Regions from separate parts of the Homo sapiens genome. Here region 1 is linked to region 2. Evidence: read pairs that join two places in POLR2A ChIA-PET (ENCODE). Cell type or tissue: Panc1. All regions are shown on one strand. Each heading gives the region's core, and the rest is flanking DNA. Links, peaks and the distances in the headings are about the cores only. Region 1 has its middle 27 kb from the start of LINC02121. Region 2 overlaps ADAMTS16 (ADAM metallopeptidase with thrombospondin type 1 motif 16).

The links. Peaks named below come from ENCODE experiments on the same cell type or tissue, not always from the same donor. Only the 100,000 strongest peaks of a DNase experiment are listed, where the experiment ranks them.
Region 1: POLR2A ChIA-PET joins it to region 2 with 5 read pairs; 2 of 35 experiments call an interaction of 5 or more read pairs at or near these places.

The regions. Positions count from the first base shown.
Region 1 is chr5:5,101,413-5,109,757 of GRCh38, forward strand. No RefSeq gene overlaps it. Among named protein-coding and RNA genes, the nearest start is that of LINC02121, 27 kb to the left of the region's middle. In Panc1, for the core only: no CTCF peak of the experiment used is centred there; a DNase peak (open chromatin) is centred at 4,279.
Region 2 is chr5:5,229,150-5,237,494 of GRCh38, forward strand. It overlaps ADAMTS16 (ADAM metallopeptidase with thrombospondin type 1 motif 16), which reads left to right. Exons shown (of 23, transcript NM_139056.4): 12 at 3,219-3,367; 13 at 5,865-6,037; 14 at 7,820-7,950. Among named protein-coding and RNA genes, the nearest start is that of ADAMTS16-AS1, 57 kb to the left of the region's middle. In Panc1, for the core only: no CTCF peak of the experiment used is centred there; no DNase peak of the experiment used is centred there.

The sequences.
Region 1 (8,345 bases), core at 59-8,058, 130 kb before region 2:
GGCAACATAGACACAAGGCAGGAGGAACTAAGTAGGGGAGACCCCCAGCCAGTGGCTGCCCTCCAAAGATCAGGAGGCATATCTTTCTTCCATGATTTATTGCCTTTTTCATATCTTCTTTTCTTTATCACTAAAATTCAAATTCTTTCTGTTAGTAGATTGTGATAAAATAAAGTTAGACCCAGGAACTCTGAGTCAAGTACTATATTTGCTACTCCCTAAATGATAAAATGATGCTCTCTGGCTTGGGATTTTTTGGGTTTTCCTTTTTGTGAATAGAAAATAGTAGCCACCCAACAGAATTGATGCACAACTTACAAGAAATACACTAGAAATGAGTGGCTCTCGATGAGTGTTAGCCAAGTCTGGAAGAGTCTCACAGTGCCACTTGAATTAATTCTGAAGTTTTACTCCTTAACAAAGGTAAATAGTGGTATTGAAGAGTTGAGAAACTCTCTCCTCTAACTCCAGACGTATGATCAGTCCTCCTCTTAGGTACAATTCAAGCCCATGTGCAAAGTGGCCAGACTTCTCTGTTCTTGCCAATAGGTCTCCACCTCTTCAGAAACCAAATACTGGACAGCTGGTGACAAAGGGTGACAAAAAATGTTCAACTTATGCAGTGTGATGAGAAAAAGCATAGATTGAGTTCCTATATAAAGCCTGTACCCAACATCTAGCATGAACCTCAGTGTTTGATCAGAAGTAAGTAGAGGCTAAGCCTAGAAATAAAATAAAATAAAATAAAATAAAGCAAAACAAAAACATAACAAACGCGAGCATGCCTATTGCATTCTAGAAACTGTTCTAAAAACTTTTCATATATTAGCACATCCAAAGCTTGCAGCAATCTTGTGAGTAGAGGCTGTAGTTAAGCTCATTTTAGAGATGTGTACAGAGACAGGGAGTGACTTGCTCAGGTCCCCCAGGGAGTGGGCTCTGGCATCTGTGTTCCTGATAGCTGCTCTAGATAGCATCTCTGTGCTCCAGAACAGACCTGTGGTTACAATACTCTGGATTTAGGCACCATTTGCTGAGAATGGAAGAACATAGAATTTAGGGCCTGTCCTTTAAAGAAAAAGAATGTGAGAAGAAGAAATTTAGCTAGAAAAACAAAAAAGGCTATCGTATTTGGCAATCAAGATGACATGAGTGACATTTACAGAGAGGTTTCTGGCATTTACCTGGGGTATGTAGGATGTGGAAGGGGAGATGCTCAGGCTTTTTGCAGTAAAGAGAAGAACATTATGATAGTAGCTTAAGCAAGCCATAGACTCAGAAGACCCTTTTAATGGGAGGAAAGAACTGGGTGCATTCTTAGAAGAAACAGAGCCACATAAGAGGAAAATATAGAAGACACAAGAGAGAGAACTGAGATACTCACAGCAAGAATCCAGAGGAAGCTAGGAGTTGAGGAGACGGAGTCCAGAGCATGGATAGAAGAAATGGCATTGTTAGATAGGAGGAGCGCTTGTCCATCTAAGACAGAAGCACAGGAGATGAGCTTGGAACCAGCGACACCACCTGCAACTCTTCCCCAGCTGCAACATCACTAATGTGATGAATGTGCCCTTACGTTTATCCGACACATATATAAAGTTCATTGTGTGGATTGGTGAGGCAAGATGACCACCCTAGCAAGTGGGTGGCAGTATAGGATCAGCTCATTCAACTCATCAGCCCTATAGTGTAGACAGTTCTACCGAACACTTGTGGCATACTTACTCCTGAAATTCTGTGCCCAAAAAGGAAAGTTAAAAGATGTCTCTCGAGATGGTGTCTCATGTCACAGCAGAGACATAAGCAGTTTCCAAAAGCTGTTGTCAAGATTCAGAATCAGAACGGTCCGGCCAGCTGTGTGCCTCACATGTAAGCATTAACGAGTGTCTTGTGTTTATGATGCTTTGAAGTTGTTACAAGAGATAGATCATTAGATTAACACATACTGTACAAATATTCCATTATCCTCCAAATTCCCCACTGAGAAAAAAAGGCAACTGCAAATCTAATTTGAAAGATTGGTTTGAAGAAAAGCTATGGCAAGCTTCCCAGAGTCTTGTGGTTTTCTGGGTCCCTGACCCTGCATTTGTCTCCTGGAATCACCTCAGCAGTGTGAGCAGGGCCACCAAGCCCAAGCTGCCGGGAGCAGCTGGAGAACACATCTCCAGATTCCTCAAGTGACCAAAAGGAAATGAATTCAGTCACCATACATATTCATACACACATGTATAAAATAAATGTGCATTTTTATATTCAGCCTACTTAATTAGAAAAGTCCCCTGGGCTGTCACTGTCACTGAGTTAATAGTGAGCTTTCTTAGGATTTGCCAAGAATAAAGACATGAAAATACATAGCAAGTCAAGGAAAGATAAGCATCGTCTAAATAGAAGGGCTTATGCTTCAGTTCTTTTATGAATTACTAGCACTTTCATATTTTGTGAGGTTTTCTTTAGAGATTCAATACAATATGTAGAATATAGCACATGATAAAAATTTGATAGCACGATAGAAACTGGATTTTTAAAAGAGATGAAAAAATGAAAGAAAGGAAAGCAATGAGGCCAAAATTACTAATTAATGATCCATTTAGAGGTCAAATAATGAGTATTGGATAAACAAAGCGTGCATGTTCTATTTAATTTCATTTATTGGTCACCACTGTGCCTGAGACGATTTATAATCTCATTTCTACACTCTGTTTTTTTTTCTTCTTTGCCATATTCCAAGCAAAACATCTAATGTGCTGTATTTTGGGGAATAAATGTTGATTCAGTATTTAAAATAAGCATCTAAGACTAGTAAATGCTGTAGAACATATACAGTTGAACAAGAAAACATCTTATTAAGGAGGTTAACTAAATAAGTTAGGTAAGTTAATGAATAAGAATATATGGCAGAATTTAAGTATCAAGAGAAAAGAGGATATTAATCATGCCTTTTTATTGTCTGTATTTTTTATGTTTGACATCTGGGGCCTTGCTAACTCTGGAAAGATTGCCCCTTACAGGGCTAGCTAATTGCCAGAGATATTAAAGGACTTGCCTGCAAATGTACCTTCCATATGCAAATCAACCAATCCAGAGCTTATACCTTGGACCACCAACTTTATTGACACTTATACTCAGGGCTACTACTTTCCTGTCCTAATTACACCAGAATCAGGTAGCAGATAAGGGACACCTCCTAGCCCCCAGTGCATGCTGAAATTATTGAAACTAGCCAATTCTAAGCCTGTCTATACTGTCTCGGCCTGTTCCTTCCTGCAGAAACCACAAGGCAGGCTCTTGCTCATGTTTGCCTCTCATTCCCTCTGCCTCCTGGCTAAGCTGGTGTTTCCCCATGTGGACCTCCATGGTATGGCATTCCTACTCCTCTTGGGATCTGTAACAAACTATCTTTTCAATGACTATTGAATGACATTGCAATGATGATTCACCATACCTGAATAACAATAATAAAATACAAGTTTAGATAGAGAAAGTGATGACAAATAAATGGAGACATCATGTAGGCAAGTCAGGCTTCAAGAAGAATATAGCATTGGCCCAATGTATAAAACATTGAAAGGGTTTGAAAGGCAGAGAAGGAAAATCCTGTGTCCACAGAAACAGCACCAGAATCAAAGTCAAATTGAGAAATTATGCTTGATCAACACAAAGGTCAATGGATGGAAGTTAGACCACATTAAGCTTTCTGCAGATGAGCAAAATGGTAGTGGAAATTAATTCTATAGTATAGAGTATAGATAGGAGAAGACAGTGCCTGAGCGTACTCCAAAAGTCACCGTGGAGCCTGAAATAAATCAACCTTCCTTGACAGATAGGTAGGTAAGGAGGTAAAAACAACATTTAAGTGCCTTTTGCCTTTACATAAATTGCCTTTCTCTTTTATTTTTTTCCATAGGCATGTAAAATGGGTAGTCTCATGTCCCATTTACAGCTGGAAAATGAAGAATCCCAGAGTTAAGAGACTGCTCAGTGTCCAAACATGGTAAAAAGCAGAAGATTTGTTAGCACCCAAATCTAACTCAAAAGTTAATACCACAAAACATTCCAGGTAAAGTGAAATTGAAGGGCATATCAAAGGAAAATAAGAGAGAGAGGTGGAGGGAGAAAAAGAGAGAGAGAAAATAACTAACATAACCAACATAAATCTAAGATGGATAGAAAATCTGCAAGGATTTCTACTCATCAAAAGGACAAACACCACCACCAGTTTTTCAATGACCATTGAATGACTGTTCAGTGATGATTCATCATACCTACATAACAATAATAAAACACATTTTTAAATAGAGGGAGTGATGACAAATAAATGAAGATATTTATTTTGTGGTCAGTATTCCACCTGTTCTTTGCCTCTTGAAATAGTACTCATGTTTAAACATGCTAGAAAAATGACATGTTTGTTTCCCATTCCATGTCACACGACTCAGCATCTCCAATTCTAGAAATTTCAAAACCTAGAGACCTATTCCTCTACTTCCAGCATTGTTTTTCATAGTAGGCAGGCACCTTACTCCACACCTCTGCAATTCAATTTGGAGATGGAAGCTTCCAGAAGAGGACAGGCTGGGAACTAGCTTTTGATCATGCCACATTGCATTTCTGGAGATCTGGGTGGGGAGGAAAGGCAGGAGATGGCCGGTAAATATGAGCTGGATGTTGTGCTAACCTATGCATCCTACCAATGCAGAAGGGCAAGCAGCCATGCTAGAGGCAGGAGATGACTCCACTTCAGCAGTCTCTGGGCAGCAAAGGCTGTTAAGCACTGAGAACACAACTGAAGGCTACACATGCTATTTGTTTTCCATAAGCAGAGTCAATGTTCATAATTTGTTATTGTTGATCAGATCTCAACTTGTACAAGTTGCAACATCTAACTATAATGTATTCATCTTTGTAATTACTGGCAAAGGTTGTAAGTCACTTGCAGATTTTAGAGAAAATGAATGAGAAAATAACAACAAATAATTCAAAAAATATGAAAAATGAAATCACATTCAAAGTTGAATTCAGAGGCAAATACATAGCCTTAAATGGTTTATTATTCAGCAAAAGTAATGAAAACCAAAGAATTAAGCAAGTACTCAATGATACTAAAAAATCAATACATTTGCTATTACTAAAAATTTAGAATTTAAATCAAGGATAATAAATAATAAAAACAATACTTAAAAGACCTGATTTATAAAAGGCTGTGTATTTTTTTTTTAAGTATAATTCTAAGAAAGATTTAAGGACCAGATTTTACCATAAGTTACCTATAGGTTCCAAATAATAAATTCCAATATATAGTAACTTAAATTATGCAATATATTGGCATCAATTATGACAGAAAAGGATCAATATGATCAGTATATAAAGAGCTACATAAAGAGCCCTTAAAATCATGAAGGAAAACTTTAACACCCCAAAGTACAAAGTCAAAGGCAATATTTAATTTACTGAATATATATGAATTGCCAATAAAAATAGAAAATACTTCTCATCTTACCAGTGCTCAAATATGCCAAAAGCAGAGGGTATGGCTGAATCCTTTGCTATCCACATATCTCCACCTTGGCTCAGAGAAAGGGAATGCTTATTTCCCCCTTACCAAAGGGTTGTTCTTCTCAGGGGACTCTTTTCCATCTTTCCTGGGCCTTACTCCCGTGATTTATCTGATGGGTGATACTGATGGATGACTGGTATTCATTGGACCTTATTTCTCTTTAGAGTGACTCTCTTAAAATAAGGATCACATATGTGGCATAGACGGTTGTCCATTGCTTCCTCCTGAACACATTTGTTCGAGTTCATGCGTTTGTTCTCCAAACCTGGAGAGTCAGACCACTCACTTTATAATTTACATTATAACTTGCTTTCTCTATTTGCAATGCGGTGGTCCAGTCAAATGCAATTGCTGTGTATATCACCATAGATATATGTATTTTGATTCCCAAAATTCTAATGTTTTTAAAATTTGAGGTCAACACTACTCAAAACATGCCAGAGAATTGCGTCCCCTGAAGGGTCATGTGTTGGAAACTTAATCCCCAACACAACAGTGTTGGGAGGTGGGGCCTAAGAGAGGTGTTGGGTCATACAGATAGAACCCTCATGAGTGGAATAATGTTATTATCACAGAAGAGGGTGGGTTATCCAGAGAGTAGGTTGTTATAAGTGAGTCCAGACCCTGTTTTCTCTATCTGATATTCTGGCTTCTGCCCTCGCCTTTCCAGCATGAGATAACCCTAGCCAGGTTTTGGTGCTATGCTCTTGGACTTCCCAGACTCCATATGAGAGAAATGGTCTCCATAGGTGAGAAATAAATTTATTTTCCTTGTAAATTATCCATTTTGTGGTGTTCTGTTACAGCAGCAGAAAACAAACCAGGAGAGAACACCAGTCTGATTGCTTCCTACATGGAAGGTGTGATATTTTAAAAATGTATTTTGAAAGCAAATAGAATCTTAGGACCCCAAACTCACTATGCCAAAGGGAAAGTTAAGGTTGGGGGCTGAGTCACACAATACTGCCTTTCTTTTCTTCCCAAGGAGATGTAATTTCACTACTCTATGTCTCACCCATAGGCCAGGTTTCTACAATCATAGGGCCACACGTTTCCCCAGATGACCTCCCTCAAAAATTGCTTACAAGGAAGTTCCTTGTGAGCAGTTAAGTCTTTCAGAATACATAGCTTTCCTGTAAATTAGCCTTAAAACTGAGTTCTGTTGAATCTCACCTTGGAAGTGTCAATTACCAGCTTATTTTCACAGGTACAGGACAAGACCAGAAATCATTCCCCCACCTAGTCTGAGATGAATGCATAACTGACTTTTCCTCTACTCTCTCTTTTCACATTTACTGTATCTTCAGTAAAATGTAGACTTACTGAATGCAAGATAAGGCATAATTGACTTGTCTTCTACTCCCTCTTTTCACATGTAAAATGTAGATTTAGTGAGACTACTCAGAGCTTCACAAGAATGTAACCATTTGTCTCACTGCCTTACCTTCCCTTTTTTACCTCCTGCTTGCTCTTTCCCCATTAAACACTGCAGTTCCCCAAGTTCGCTTTTTAAAAAAACACAGGTCATGTATAGTCCTGTGACTTACGGAGTTTGTTGTTGTTGGTTTGTTTGTTTTCTTTCTAGGTGTGTCTTCCTCAACCTTGGCTAAATAAACTTCCATGTATTGAGACCTGCCCTAGTCACTTTTTGGTTAATAGCATCTTGGTTGGAAATACTTGAATTCTAGGACTACTCAGCACAGTAATCCCTTTAAATATTATGACCTTATACTTTGTTAATAGAACTACTATTAGACATTCATTGGGACCTCTCTTCTAAAATTCACGTCTCTCTATTCTTATAGACATTGGAGAAGCTTTTATCATTTGGTGATGCAGGTTAAGAGAGTCCCTCAGATTGATAGCAGTTCATTAATACACTCTTCCTCTGTTGTCATACATTGCTTTCTTTCATTACTTTGCTCGTTTTAAACGACAATACTTTTTATTTCTAAGATTTTAAAATGTTTTTCATAAGTACATACCTACTGCATTTTGTAACACATCTTTCTTGCTTCATAACTTCCTCTTCTTGATTCTTGATTATTATTTGGTCTATTATTACTTTCAGTACTTCTAAATAAATTTAATGATCCTTTTGCAAAAATCAAAGAACTAAGCACATAATTATACTAAAAAATCTATATATTTGCTATTACTAAAAAATTAGAATTTAAATCAATGATAATAAATAATAAAAACACTATTAGAAAGACCTGATTTATAAAAGACCTTGTATTTAAAAAACAAAAAAAAACTATAATTCTAAGAAAAAATTTAAGGACCAGATTTTACCATAAATTACCTATAAGTTTCAAATAATAAATCCCATTATGTAGTAACCAAAATTATGCAATATATTGGCATCAGTTATGACATAAAAGAATTAATATGATCAGTATATGAAGAGCTATATAAAGAGCCCTTAAAAATCACAAAGGAAAACTTTAACACACCAAAGTATAAAGTCAAAGGTGATACTTAATTCCTGGACCCTCCCAACAAGTAAACTCAGAATATTCTCAGCTGGCATTTGCCCATGGACACCTGATGTGGACTGACAGATACCATCTTGAGAAGCGCTTTCAAATCACTGCAGGGAAACCCATGCCTGCTGGAGGGCTGCCCTGTGCCACCAGTTATGTTTAATGCCACCAGGAGTTTCCCCTGGGGACAAGGCCTCAGCCTTTGGGGGTGGAGCCGACCTTCCCTAGCCAGTCACCTCCTTTCTCAAGCTCTCAAATCCCTCCCATCACTTCTCATTATTATACTGAGGGCAGTGCCCATTTCT
Region 2 (8,345 bases), core at 330-8,329:
TAGCCGGGCGCGGTGGCGGGCGCCTGTAGTCCCAGCTACTCGGGAGGCTGAGGCAGGAGAATGGCATGAACCCGGGAAGCGGAGCTTGCAGTGAGCCGAGATTGCGCCACTGCAGTCCGCAGTCCGGCCTGGGCGACAGAGCGAGACTCCGTCTCAAAAAAAAAAAAAAAAAAAAGAAGTTCTAAGTTGCTAACCAATTGGGATAAATAGAGAACGTTAGGTTCCGTTCCAGTCAATGGAAACCAGACACTGCAGTAAGGTGGATGTGTCAGGTTATAAATGACCTTGTATCCTTTGTTCGGTGTACTCTGGTGGCAAAACTGCTGGCGTGTATACCCTTTCTGCAGAAAGTAAACTAGCCTTGCTGAGAGATCCTTTGTCTCAGTGTTGATTTTTTTAACACCAAGCAGCAGTTCCCAACACAAGGAATGTACAAGATGAGCCTCGGATACCTTGCTGAGTCAGAAAGCTAGAAGCCTGCCAAAGATTCCTGGCTCCTGTCAAGAGGAAACTCAAGAAACATTTCCAAAAGAAACATATGACATTAGCATATTTTTCTTTATCATTTAGAGAAAAGCATCGTGGTTTTCCTGTACGATCTCAAACTCAGGGTACTGAGATATTTGGTGAAGGTTGTTTTTTCTTAAAAGAAGTAATCCAGCCAGTCATGAAAAAGAAAAAAGAATTAGAATATCATTAGCCTTGCAACACTCAAAGATGTAAAGGATCTGGGAAATGATTGTTAATGGCTGCTAAAAGTATTAGGTGGGAAGCTGATGGGGACCTTTGCAAGTCAGCCTATATTCCCTGAACACTGAAGCATCCTAACACCAATGCTCTGGGCCTCACCAGGCATTCTGTGTGCATATACATGAAGCCATCAATGGTGCAATCTTGCCAAAAATCCAACTCTGAACCTAACCAATGCCTTAGATCCAATTGCCTGATTATAGCAGATCTAGAGAACCCAGGGGACGTGTTCAATGGCACCACAGAGATGGAGCTGGCAAGATCCAGAATATGGGAAACTCCCAACAAACAGATCCATTATTTTATCACGTGAATTCAGGAAAAACAGAACGTCAAGGGAGAGTTTGAATGTGGAGAGAGACATGAGAAGCATGTCAGCTGAATGCAATAAACGAACCGTGTTTTGATTGTGATTCTATGTTAACTGAGAGAAAATAAAATACCAAATTGGAATTTTGAATACTCACTAGACATTTGATGATATTAAGGAATGATTGTAGGTTTCTAGGTATGATAATGGTGTTGTGGTTATGTTTTTTAAAGTTCTTAATTTGGAGAACCCTTAGTGAAAGAGCTTCGAAGAAATGATTTCAAGTCTGGGAGTCAGTGTTGGGAGAGAGAAAGTGGACAAGCATTTATGTGAAATGAGACTGGACGTGAGTTATTAAATGTTGAGGCAGGACTGCAGGTTTCAAGGGCTCCTGTACTATTTCCTCTACTTGTGTATATCTTTAAATCTTTCATTAAAAAATAAGCTTTTTACAAAAACAAAACAGTGAAAGCTATTACCATGTCAATACGCCTTTCTGAGTCTATGAACTTTGCCAGGTAACAACAGCAAATCAACAACGATGTTATGATGCACATTGAGTTTGCTCACAGATTCCTGGTAAAAACAGTGCTTCTTTGATAAACATCCTTGCTTTTGAGACAGCGCTCCTGTCTTCCACTAACCTGACCTCATTCTGGGGCTTCGAATCCTGTTCTTCATCTTCAAACCAAGAGAGATTTTCCCAGAAATATTTTCAGTTATTCAACCTGTTGAAATTCCATTTTTATGTTTCATGTCTCCTGCATTAGAAAGCTATGACCAGATGGTTTTTAAAAAGGGGGGAAAAGAAAACGACAACAACTAGCACACACCTGGCATCTCCTTCCTCTCTGACAACCGGTGCAACCTCACTCCTGTCCCCACACCTGTAGGATGCTGTCCAAGAGCAGGAGCCTATTCCAGGCAATGGGCTTCTCCTTGAGCCTGAGACAGTGGACTTTGTTCTACACCGGGTGGGAGGGCAGGCAGGGATGGAAGAGATGATGTTGTTTTGCTTAAAGAAAAGAAATGAATGGATGAGGCTTTACTCTTCAGAATTTCTTGTTTTTAAATGGAATTGTTCTTACTTAAATAGCATTAAATGGGGCCATTTGAACTGCCATAGTATGTGCCAACACTGGTCAGATATCAGTAGTTTGATATGTGTTACCCTAATACCTCAACTAATAATAGAAGTATTACTTTCCTCCTATGAAAGTAGCCTTTTTTTTTTTCTGTCAGTACAAATCTAGTGGCTCTAATCTTGGAGATAAAAAGGGACTTGACTTCAGGTCTCCCCAGCCCACAGACCAAGCTCTTCTCACTCCACTGGGGCCAGGACAAGAGACAAACATCTTCCTTCTTCCTCGCAACAGACAGTCTGGACAGTCTGGACCTTTAAAATCTTAGAAGTTCATACCAAACCACCCAGGGAACCACCGCTGTTGGACACGGTGTTAAATAGTGCATAGCACTGATGTGTGGTGCAGTGAATTTGCCATGCGGAATTTAGCATGAATTAAAATGAATGAGCACTTGTCTGGAGAAAGGGGAAGAGATAGCATCTCCAGCCTTCGTGGGGACAGATGAAATTCCACATGGATTGCTTCATCACCCTGGAAGCTGCGTGACCTCTAACATGGCATCAGTTAATCGTCCCAAGGCTCCGAGCCCAGGTGCTTTGGGGGGAAAGCACAGACTATGGGCCTGAAATGACAAGGTGTTGAGCCATGTGGAGCCTCCAGCTGTGCTTTCCTACCTGAGACTCTCTCTGTTCTGAACATGAGATGTGAAAAGCACCTTGTTTTCAGGACAGGTCAGAGTTCACCGACTTGGGAGTTGAACAGCCAGACTAAGTATTCAGATAACACTCCTTCATTAAAAGTGTCAAGTTTCCGGGAGATCAGACATTTGAAAATGATTTTTCTATTCATTTTCCCTGTATGTGAATTTATAGGAGGATGCTAGGTTGGGTAAGGAAAAAAAAAACAACATTGAATGTACTGTATTTATATTAGGTGCTGCTTGAGTGTAGGGGGAGGCTAATGTCTGCATAGTTTACAAAATTCCCCACTGCTCAGCCTTATAGCAGTGATGAGATGAACCCATCTATCCATCTGTGTGAGTCAAGTCAACTTATTTATGTTGAAAATTTTAGTGGTGCCGGGGAGGACAGTGTGTGAAATATGGTGATGAAGGCCCCAAGCCCACCCATGGCCACTGGTCGGACTGGTCTTCTTGGTCCCCATGCTCCAGGACCTGCGGAGGGGGAGTATCTCATAGGAGTCGCCTCTGCACCAACCCCAAGTAAGTATGCCTTGACCTCCTTCCTCACAAACGACTGATTTCCATGCCATGAACCCTCCAAGCAGTATGCCTGTGTCTCAGCTCTTTTTTTTTTTTTTTTTTTTTGAGATGGAGTCTCGCTCTGTCACCCAGGCTGGAGTGCAGTGGTGTGATCTTGGCTCACTGCAACCTCCGCCTCCCGGATTCAAGCTATTCTCCTGCCTCAGCCTCCCAAGTAGCTGGGACTATAGGTGCCACCACCACGCCCTCCTAATTTTTGTATTTCTAGTAGAGACACGGTTTTACCATGTTGGTCAGGCTGGTCTCGAACTCCTGACCTTAGGTAATCCACCCGCCGTGACCTCCCAAAGTGCTGGGATTACAGGTATGAGCCATCGCGCCCGGCCTCAGCTCTTAATAGCAAGCCTGTACTGTACATATAATCGTAAGAAGCACTGAATAGGAAAGGTATTTCACTCAAGCATTTCTTAATTACCTCTCTGTGCTATAACTTAAGATGCTTATAACTACCTGACCACAGCAAAAAAATAACAGCAGCAACAGTGATATTCAGGAATTGAATTTTAACCACATTTACTTGACATACCAAGGATCTGCTTAAAACAAATAAATAAATCATAAGAAAAGTGTATAGAATACAAATAAATAAGATCAGTAAGAACAATGGTTTTACGTGGAAAAAAGCAAATTTGGGGGTTTTCCATCAAATATATTTACCTTCACAACAGGAGGTTTAACTGCCAGCTTCTGTAAGAAGTAAGAATGAATGTGAGAAGCATCACCAGTGTGCGGAAGTGAAGAGGCTTTAATTTTTAATTTTTTAAATTTAACTTTTATTTCAAGTTCAGGGGTAGAGTATAGGTTTGTTACATAAGCAAACTTGTGTCACGGGTGTGTGTTGTGCAGATTATTTCATCGCCCAGGTATTAAACCTAGTATTCATTAGTTATTTTTTGCAGTCCTCTCCTTCCTCCCACCCTCCACCTTCCAACAGGCCACAGTGTGTATTGTTTCCCTTTATATGTCCATGTGTTCTCATCATTCAGCTCTCACTTATAAGTGAGAACATGCGGTATTTGGTTTTCTGTCCCTGCGTTAGCTTATTAAGGATAAAGGTCTCCAGGCTCCATCCATGTTCCTGCAAACAACATGATCTCTTCCTTTTTTATGGCTGCATGGTATTCCATGGTGTGTATGTACCACATTTTCATTATCTGGTCTAACATTGATGGGCGTTTAGGTTGACTCCATGTCTTCGCTATTGTGAAGGTGCTGCACAATGAACATTCATGTGCGTGTGTCTTTATGGTAGAATGATTTATATTCCTTTGGATATATACTCAGTAATGGGATTGCTGGGTCAAATGATATTTCTTTTTGTAGGTTTTTGAGTAATTGCCACACTGTCTTCCACAATGGTTGAATTAACTTACACTCCTACCAAAGTGTATAAGTGTTCCTTTTCCTCCATAACCTCGCCAGCACCTGTTATCTTTTAGCATTTTAATAGTAGCCATTCTGACTGGTGTTTTTCACATCTCCCTTTGCCCTTAAGCTTGTTTAAGATGTGTCACTTGGCTTGTTGTTTCAGTCCCATCTTTAAAGCATGAGCTCACCTCACCCCCTACGCCACGCTGTACCCCTTGCGCTGCCCGCATTACCAGTGTGTACATGCAAATTCTCTGGGGTGAGCTGTCAGTGCCAACCAGCAAAGGTGACTGGTTCTTTAGTCTTGGTCTTTGGGTCCTGGCCTTGTCACCAGAAGACTGGTGGTGGAAAGAAATTTTGGTCTTGAAAGCAAAGTCATTGAACTTCCCTCTGAGTTCCACATTCTCTCAAATGTGCTATCCTGGGAAAGTGTGGTCCTCCTCAATCAGCCCCTCCCTGTGCAGGGTGAGGACAGCCCTGCCCACCCTGCCTCACCACTGCAGAGGCACTGGGCCCAGAGAGGAGCAAAGACAGGCCAGCCTGCCCTGCTGCTCTTGTAAAGGATTCACTCAATAGAAAAGGGAGTGCAACCTTACCATTCGTGTGTAAGAATGTGTTCTAGACCACTTAGAAATCCACTTTTCCAGCTGGGCGTGGTGGCTTCTACCTGTAATCCCAGTACTTTGGGAGGTTGAGGTGCACGGACAACAGGGTCAAGAGATCAAGACCATCCTAGCCAACATGGTGAAACCTCGTCTTTACTAAAAATACAAAAATTAGCTGGGTGTGGTGGCGTGTGCCTATAGTCCCAGCTACTCGAGAGGCTGAGGCAGGAGAATCACTTGAACCCAGGAGACAGCGGTTGCAGCGAGCCGAGATCACACTACTACACTCCAGCCTGGGTGACAGAGCGAGACTCCATCTCAAAAAAAAAAAAAAAAAAAGAATCCACTTTTTTCCTAATTACCCATTCTAACACTCTTAGCTTCATCTCTCCAATAAGCCTAATTTTAAAGAATTTAGTAGCTACTAAAATATAAAAATTCTAACTTCAAAATACACATTCCAGGCCATCGCATGGAGGGAAGTTCTGTGAGGGCTCCACTCGCACTCTGAAGCTCTGCAACAGTCAGAAATGTCCCCGGGACAGTGTTGACTTCCGTGCTGCTCAGTGTGCCGAGCACAACAGCAGACGATTCAGAGGGCGGCACTACAAGTGGAAGCCTTACACTCAAGTAGAAGGTAAATCTCAAACTGCTTTCGGGTAATAGCCTCATGCTTTACTACCTTTACTTTTTAAAGAAGTACATGATTGAGAGTGTGGTGCACAAATAAACCAGACGTCGCTCTGGGAGGTGAGGGTCGCATATTCTCTTCTGGAGGTTAGTTTTATTTTGCCAGCCCCACCATCACGACCTCTTATCTAAACTTCACCAGCGGTGAGGTCAGAAATCAACACACCAGATAGAAAGCGTGTGCATAATACAATGAAACTCATCAAAGAAGTGATAAAAAACACAAAGTAGATCCTGCATGGAAATTGAATCAGTATGTTTTTGAATTAAGAATTACAGTAGTTGTTGCTATAAGCAAGTTACCCATTGAATACTTATAATTGTCAAAGAATGAAAAAGAAATTTCAGTATATTTTAGAAAATGGAACAATTTTGAAGCATAGTATGTTCAGAAAGTCTTGATCTATAACTATACACCAAGAAGTTTATTTGTGGCATGTATAAGACTTTACTCCCCAGTGGGAAAGAAATAAGTGTTGTTTTCATGATTAAAATAACTTAAAGTCAGTAGCTCAAGTGGCATAATTAAGGAGAAATTCAAAGAAAACCTAATCATCTCATTGCTTGAAACTGGGAACATTGCCCGAAAAAATGACAGAAGCCCTTTGGATGTACATAAGTGGGACGTCCCATCTGACATTCCCATTCATCATCTCAGTGCATACAGTGTTTTCACAGTGTCAGGTTCATGCAGTTAGAAAATTCTGAAAGGAAATTACAAGCAATTTCCCGGAAGCATGTTTGGTTGTCCCTTTACTCCTAAATCTGTACAAATGTAGCCAGTATGATACAGGCCACTAGGGAGGAGAGAAAGGTAGAATGAACTTTGAAACCGTGGTTCAAAAATGTGTGTGTATTCCTCCTGACTGCCAATCTTCAGTGAATAAGCTCATTAATCATGGAAGCACACAGTAATCATGGACGCACACACTAAATTTGATTCTTAGAATTATTCAGTTGGGCCTCTTATCTTGAATGATAAGGAAAATATCTGTAGATGAGTCTCAGGCCTATAAAAATTTCTAAGACAGATGAAATTTTCATCATTAATTGTCCCTCCCCTTTTTTTTTTACCAAGAAGAGAACAAAAGGGGCAAAATGGTTTGAAAAAAAGTTCATATTAAATATAAACCAAAAACCTTGAAATGGATTATTTAGGAAGGAAGTAAACTTCCTATTTCTCTAGGTACCAATATTTTAAAACAGTTTATTGTATTTGTGGAAAACATTGTTCTCGAGACTTCATCTAAGTTATTCCTTTTATTAGTTTAATTTTTATGTATTTTACCAAATGCGTTAAGAAATTCAGTGATGTTTTTGATTCTTTTATTACATTTTATCTGTAAGAATTTTGTGTGTTACTACAAAATGGCAGTTTTTTTTTTTGGATTTCTACAAGATAGTAGTTAATGATACTAGTGAAATAGTAAAGCATTAATGTTGTAGCCAACAAATATTTATTGAATGCCTACTATGTGCCAAACACTGTATAAAAATCAAAGGTCTTAAAGGACACTGTAGAGTAAAATTTAACATTGAAGCAATAAATAAATTTAAAGAAACAAAACAAAACATAATGAGGCAACCATTAAAAATGCCATTGTAATGTATTATTGTGTGGGAGTTATTTTATGGGGGAAGAAAGAAAGTCTATCTAAAATTCAGAGCAAAAATGATCAGAGCTTAAGTATTTTTCTTATTTGTGTTTGTGTGTGTATTTCTTTTTAAGATCAGGACTTATGCAAACTCTACTGTATCGCAGAAGGATTTGATTTCTTCTTTTCTTTGTCAAATAAAGTCAAAGATGGGACTCCATGCTCGGAGGATAGCCGTAATGTTTGTATAGATGGGATATGTGAGGTAATCATGATCCTTCATTCATTCAACAAATGATTCCGGACAGTCTGCTTTGTGTCAAGCATCCTGTAGAGGCTAGAAAGACTGGACATATGAGACAAGCCTTTCCCTCTAAGTTGCAGCCCAGTGGGGAGAAAGCCAGAAGAACACATTGATGACATGCTGCTTTGCTGCAGTGGAAGTGTGTGCAGAGCATAAGGAGAGGGAGGGGCCCGTTCTGTCTTAGATATGGGTCTGGGACATTCGTGGGGCTCCTAGGAGAAGGGAACATCCACATCCAAGCTAGATCTGAAAGGGTGAGTTGGAAGAGGGATGTCAGGAAAATAGAGAGGGGACGTGGTGGTGCCAGATGCATGGGTTGCTAGCCACTGATTCAGTCATCAGAACGCCCAGAGGGA